Linked DNA regions of Homo sapiens: region 1 is linked to region 2. A link is an interaction called in ENCODE POLR2A ChIA-PET data of the cell type or tissue named here. Cell type or tissue: A673. All regions are shown on one strand. Links, peaks and the distances in the headings refer to the core of each region. The heading gives the core; the rest is flanking DNA.

Evidence for each region. ChIA-PET counts read pairs that join two places held together with the same protein. Peaks named below come from ENCODE experiments on the same cell type or tissue, not always from the same donor. Only the 100,000 strongest peaks of a DNase experiment are listed, where the experiment ranks them.
Region 1: POLR2A ChIA-PET joins it to region 2 with 6 read pairs; 2 of 35 experiments call an interaction of 5 or more read pairs at or near these places.

What each region holds. Positions count from the first base shown.
Region 1 is chr2:143,481,225-143,484,156 of GRCh38, forward strand. The region is part of intron 8 of ARHGAP15 (Rho GTPase activating protein 15); the gene reads left to right. Among named protein-coding and RNA genes, the nearest start is that of ARHGAP15-AS1, 290 kb to the right of the region's middle. RefSeq lists enhancers at 1-85, 315-1,075. In A673, for the core only: no CTCF peak of the experiment used is centred there; a DNase peak (open chromatin) is centred at 1,737; H3K27ac peaks cover 2,424 bases.
Region 2 is chr2:143,309,787-143,312,718 of GRCh38, forward strand. The region is part of intron 6 of ARHGAP15 (Rho GTPase activating protein 15); the gene reads left to right. Among named protein-coding and RNA genes, the nearest start is that of ARHGAP15, 180 kb to the left of the region's middle. In A673, for the core only: no CTCF peak of the experiment used is centred there; no DNase peak of the experiment used is centred there.

The sequences.
Region 1 (2,932 bases), core at 235-2,734, 170 kb after region 2:
CTCCTAGCTGCTAACAAAACTATCTACCTACACTGATGTTGATCTCAATGTCAAACCTCACCGATAAAGTGAGAACAAGTAGTGTAGAAAGCTGTGTGTAATAGCTTTTCTGAAGTATAATGACTCCACTTTCCTTTAGCAACATTTCTGAAATGTTGGCTGTCCCAGCACTTCCAAATTTCAAAAAAAAAATAATAACAACATGTAATTGTAACATGGGAATACCGCGAGAACAGCAGTTTGGCAGGAAAAGAAGGTATTTCAAAATAAGGTCCCCAGAAAGAGATGTTCTGGCAGATGCACAATTTTGGATCATATTATCCAAACCGTTGAATTCTGGAAGATTTGGGGGTTTTCTTTTTTGGTTCCCATACCCTAAATGGGAGTAGATATTCGTCGTCCATCCAGAGGGCATTGTTTCCCCTTCCTGTTACTAAAGTGAGAAAATAAGTATACTAAGGGCACCCATTTACAGTAAGCATTCGTAGCTCTAGAGGTGATTTTTAATAGCACAATAGCTGTGTCAGGTATAACACTTGTGTTGGGCTAATGCCTATTCTCATATGTAATACTATTAACTGAAGATCATCTTAGAAAGCCCACTATCCTAACATCTTAGAAAGCCCAGAATTCTAACTCCCCTCTGGTGAGAGCAGTTTTAGCACCAATTAAGTCTCTCAACTGGTTAAGAATGGTATTTAAAGCTAATGCCTTTGGCCTGTGTGTTGAGATTTGAATTGCCTATTGTTATTGAAAATTCTCAGTCTTTGAAAAGCATTCTATTTGTTCAGGCTTGACAGAAAAGATCTCCAATGGGAAAAGCAGAGGAAAACATAAAGGAAATATAAGTAAATTCTAGAATACCTGGAAAGCTAGTACATTTCAGGTTAAGGTTAATGTTTATGGAGGTAAAAATACCTAGGATTAAGAGTGATTGCTCTAGTCTCTTATGCAAATCAGATTAAATATTTCAGAGTTTAAACCCATATCTCTTTTGGCTCTATTTATTTTCAAATAAAAACTCAAAGTGGGAATGGAAAAAAAAAACTACTCGTTGGCTTAACATAAATCTTTAAACTGCAGGAAGCTTCACCCTCAAAAAGTAGTTGAATCTCTGAGGGAAAAGAAAAGGCTGAATTCTATTTTTCATAAATGATGGATTATTGTACCACACTGTGTATTTTCCAGTAAAGTGTCCTTTTATTTGCACTGTGTGATTACAAGTTTCTAAAAGTATGTGTGGGGTCACTTGGGTGCTGTGGGAAAATGGAAGGAACACTGTTCTGTTAAAATCAGTAGTGAAATCAGAAGCAAACTATGTCCCGATTATCACAGGCATGTGTTTAAATTTTGCTTTCCTTAATTGGTTATGTTGTATTTACTTAAAATGAACAATTTGGCAAGTTTTTCTCCCTTGACAACAGAAAAGCGTAAACTGTTTTATAAGTTTGGCTGTTAAAATCAGATTTGTAAACCACGATATTCAAAGACTTTTACGGCTGTTTACAGGGTCCCAGTGATGGACCTTGCTTTATATCCACGCACTTCTTAACATTTTTATTTTGTATTTATAGTGCTTTCAAGTTATTTGGTTAATAAAAAGTATGCTATATATTATAGTCATCTATTGACTTCAACCTCTACATAACTCTTCTTAGAACAAAATGAGTGGAATGAATGATGGCACAGGCCTTGTAATTTGACTTGTCATCTGAGGACAATTATTTACGGCATCAGGAAATGGAAGTTGACGTTCTAGTCTGTCTCCAGGAAAGTAATCATTAGAGCCAACTTTGGAGAGTTTGGCTACGTTAAAAACTGTCTAATCATGTCCAAGACTCTGCTAGTTTCTCAGTATGTATGAGAAGGAAACAAGATAAAGCATTTAAAAACATATTTTCATTTTCTTTGAAAAACCAATGCACCTTACACGCATTTCTCACATGTGGAGCCAGATGGTGGTATTGAAGACAATATGATATACATATATATCTCTCTAATTAAGAATACTATCACCAGAATACCTAGGGGAGTTTCAAAAAGATATAACTCATACCGTAATTATTTTCATAATCTAGCATTTATACGTCATGTGTGTATATTTTAATTTGCAAAGTACTTTCTAATGGCATCGTTTTTACTAGTTCCAAATGGAAGAAAAAAAATATACCGTGCTTGGCCCTGCATTTCTTGGTATTCTATCATGGGAAATGGCAAGGTTTTTGAGGTGAGACCAGAAATCGAAAATATTACTTTTGTAACCTGTGAAAACTTAGATTGATTATTCTGTGTCATTCCAAAGATGGACTTGAAACCAAAATTGCCCTGAGGCAGAGTTATTCTGAAGGATGTTAAGTGTTTCTTCAGTCTCCAACACTAGAATACAGACCTATGGGACTTTGACTACAGCTGTCAGTTGAAGCAGATCATACATGACTGGTGGTCACTGCGATGACTGGACCTAGAAGGAAAGTTGTTAGGATAGCACATAAACACACTTTGTTAAGATGCTCAGAATGACTCTTCCAACTATACAATTTTGAATTTGTTAATGGCTGATATTCAAGGTCTTGTAAAAGCAATTTTTGTTTGCTTGGGTTCTCAGGGCACTTGATATTTCTCCAAAATGACCTGAGGTCAATCCCTCCTCTTAGATCCTTTAATCTCTTACATTTCCATTTGACTCCTTACTGTGCTGCATTATAATTACACAGGCCAGACAGGCGGCCATGGTGGCTCAGACCTGTAATTCCAGCACTTTGGGAGGATGAGGCAGGAGGATCACTTGAGGCCAGGAGTTCAAGACCATCCTGGCCAACCTGGTGAAATCCCACCTCTATTAAAAATACAAAAATTAGGCCAGGCGTGGTAGCTCACACCTGTAATCCCAGCACTTTGGGAGGCTGGGGGTGGGGTGGATCACTTGAGGTCA
Region 2 (2,932 bases), core at 168-2,667:
AGTGGAATCTCAAGTTGTAACAACCAAAAATATCTCCAAACATTTAGACCCCATTTGAGAAACACAGACATATATGAACTTGTGTGTGTGTGTGTGTGTGTGTGTGTGTATACACACATGATGATGATAGATAATAGCTTTGTTGCATATTATTTGCTTTTATTGTACTTTGAATATGCGAGATCAATTATTTTCAATTATTAATTTTATGTTCTTTCAAGGCATAATAGATAATTAACACAATTAGCCCAATGGTCACTTATTTTGAAAATAGCATGAATATGGTCTAAAAGAATTGAGCGTTTTCCAAAATCACAGCTAATGTACTTCATTGCATTGCTTATGGTTCTTGATAAAATCACGCAAACATAAGCAGTCTGATGTTATTTTTTTGTTTACAGTATTACTGTGTTGTTTTGGTTAACAGAATGAAAAACAGCACTGTAATACTACAAGTAAAAATGTTTTATTCTTAGTTTGTTTCATCAATAAAAGCTGACATTTTTGCAAGAAAGATGTTATACTATTGAAATTAACTTTTAGTCAATTGTAAATGATTGTATTATATCGGTATGTTATCATGAAGATTAGAAATCATTTCCTACAGAATCATGTTTTTGCTTCCTCAGCACTGTTTCAATTGAAAGGAATTTGAATGAAGTGCATCTCATTACTAACATAAAGTAGATGGAGCTTGAATAATTTTTATATTTATTTTCCATGGATCGCTATTACATTTCTTATCTATCCAAATTTTATAAAATAAATTGTTTTAATCCATTCTTTGGAGAGGAGCAATGAATTTATTTTTGCAAAAGCTATGCATCTGAGTATATTGTAATATGCATAAAGCTCTGTTAACACAGTTATTTATATAAAAAGTGTAGCTGCCTTACCTTTTATTTAATTTACATACTTTATTTACTTTCTGACAGGTTCTTCTCTTTGCATTTTTATTTGCAAACCAAAAATGTCTTTTCAGATAAGTCAACTAAAACTTTGATGTACTGTATAATCTAAAACTCTATAAAATGTTTTATGTATTGTATAGGTTTATATGAATTTTTAGACTGAGGATATAGAATTTTGGAACTATTTCATTAATGATTCCTATATGGTAACACCATACTTCTTAAATATGATGATAGAGAATTGTCTTTTGTCTGAGATCATGTTTAGGAAAACCTACAGAACTTAAGCCCAGTCTGTTTCAAATAGAAAAACATATCTCTGGCTATTTTTAAGGGTTGTTATTTTTTCTCAAAATATGAACTTCACATAATATGAACATCTTAATCCTTAGAGAATTTGGTACATTTACTGTAACCTTATACAAAAGATTCATATTTTTCTACTCAAATGTTGGAAACAATAAAAGTTGCCCTTGTATGTTTCATAAACTGTAACAGGAATCACCCACCAGTAAAGTAATAAGCACACGGTGTATCAATTCAAAGACGTCCAGTTTTAGAAATATAAACTTAATCCTCTTCCCCTCCCTTTTTTTTTTTTGTATTTAGCTTTTGTAAGCATGGTTTGTATTTGCATAACCCACCATTCATATTCTTGTGAGTTCATGATATAAATAATTTGAAAAATTTCATTCAGTTCCCCAAATTATTCTAGTCATTATGGATGATTCATGAGAGGATTAATCTCTTGGATGTGACATAAAACTAGAGAGGAAAGACACTACCTATCATATCATTTGCAGTTAAGAACATGCTGCATATCTTTAAGCTTTACTTAAAGTGCTTATAGTAATTGGGTGTGCATGCCTTAGCTCCGTTAAAACCCAAACAGCAATATGGGAGAGTGTGGTTTGTTTTTTAAATGTGCAAGGAAGGAAAATTAGTGAAATCTGTTTAAGTCACAAAACTGCCTCATTCAGGACCCAATTCAGCAGCATGGAAAAAGTAACTCAAGTTAACTGTACTCTTAGCATATGTCTAAGCTCACAAATTTCAATTCACTTCAAATTTCTTTCTTCTCCCATGGATCTGCCTGCAAAGAAAAGAGATACAAAGATGGCAAACCGGTTCAACAGTTCATTAGCCCTAGATTCTCTTAGGGTTTTCAGAATAAAAACGTGTCCATTTGCAGACCAAATTCCTTTATGTGTTGGAATGGCAATGCGCCTCAAGAACTGTTTACGTTGCATTGTGGGCCTTCCTTTTTTTTCCCTCTTCACCCTCTACTCCTGCCACTGCCATACATGATTACACACATGCATATGGAGTTAAGGGTATAATGTATTTTGATTTTATCCATGCAAGTAAAATTTGGTGGAGGAAACAAAACTAAGCTAATGAACAAAAGATTTCAGAATTATACAGAGATTGTGGTTTAGTGACCTAAATTGCACCATAATCCTTTAAAGGATTACAGTATTTGGATAGGAAAAAAGATTTATCTTTCTATAATGGCATCTCTGTATAAGAGGATATTATTGGATATGAGCTGCATGGTAGCAGCAGATATTTTTCTCCACGTCTTTCGGCAATTCAGAATAGTTCTCTGATCCATCTGAGAAGTAGCACTGAAGAATTAGTCCTCATTTATAATCAAACATTCTTGAATAACATTTTCTTCCAATTTTTGTTTTAAAGGTCTAACATTTGATCGTATGTTTTCTTTAGTTAACTTTCTATATTATATGGCAATCTCTGCAGTTATTTTTTTCAAAGATAAAAAGAAAAAAAAAGCATGTTCAAAAATGTAGAAGTTATTTTTGCAGTAACGTATGTCATGATTTTTAAACATTCAGGCCTTTAAACTTTTTTTATAGTGTATGTTCTTGCCAATCCCAGCACAGTTCTACAAAGTAAAATATTTGGCAGTGAATTCATATTAACAGATGGAACAAGAAATTAACACGTTTTTGCTTCGCTAATTCACAGTTCTTTTAATACGCTAATTCTAAATCACCTGT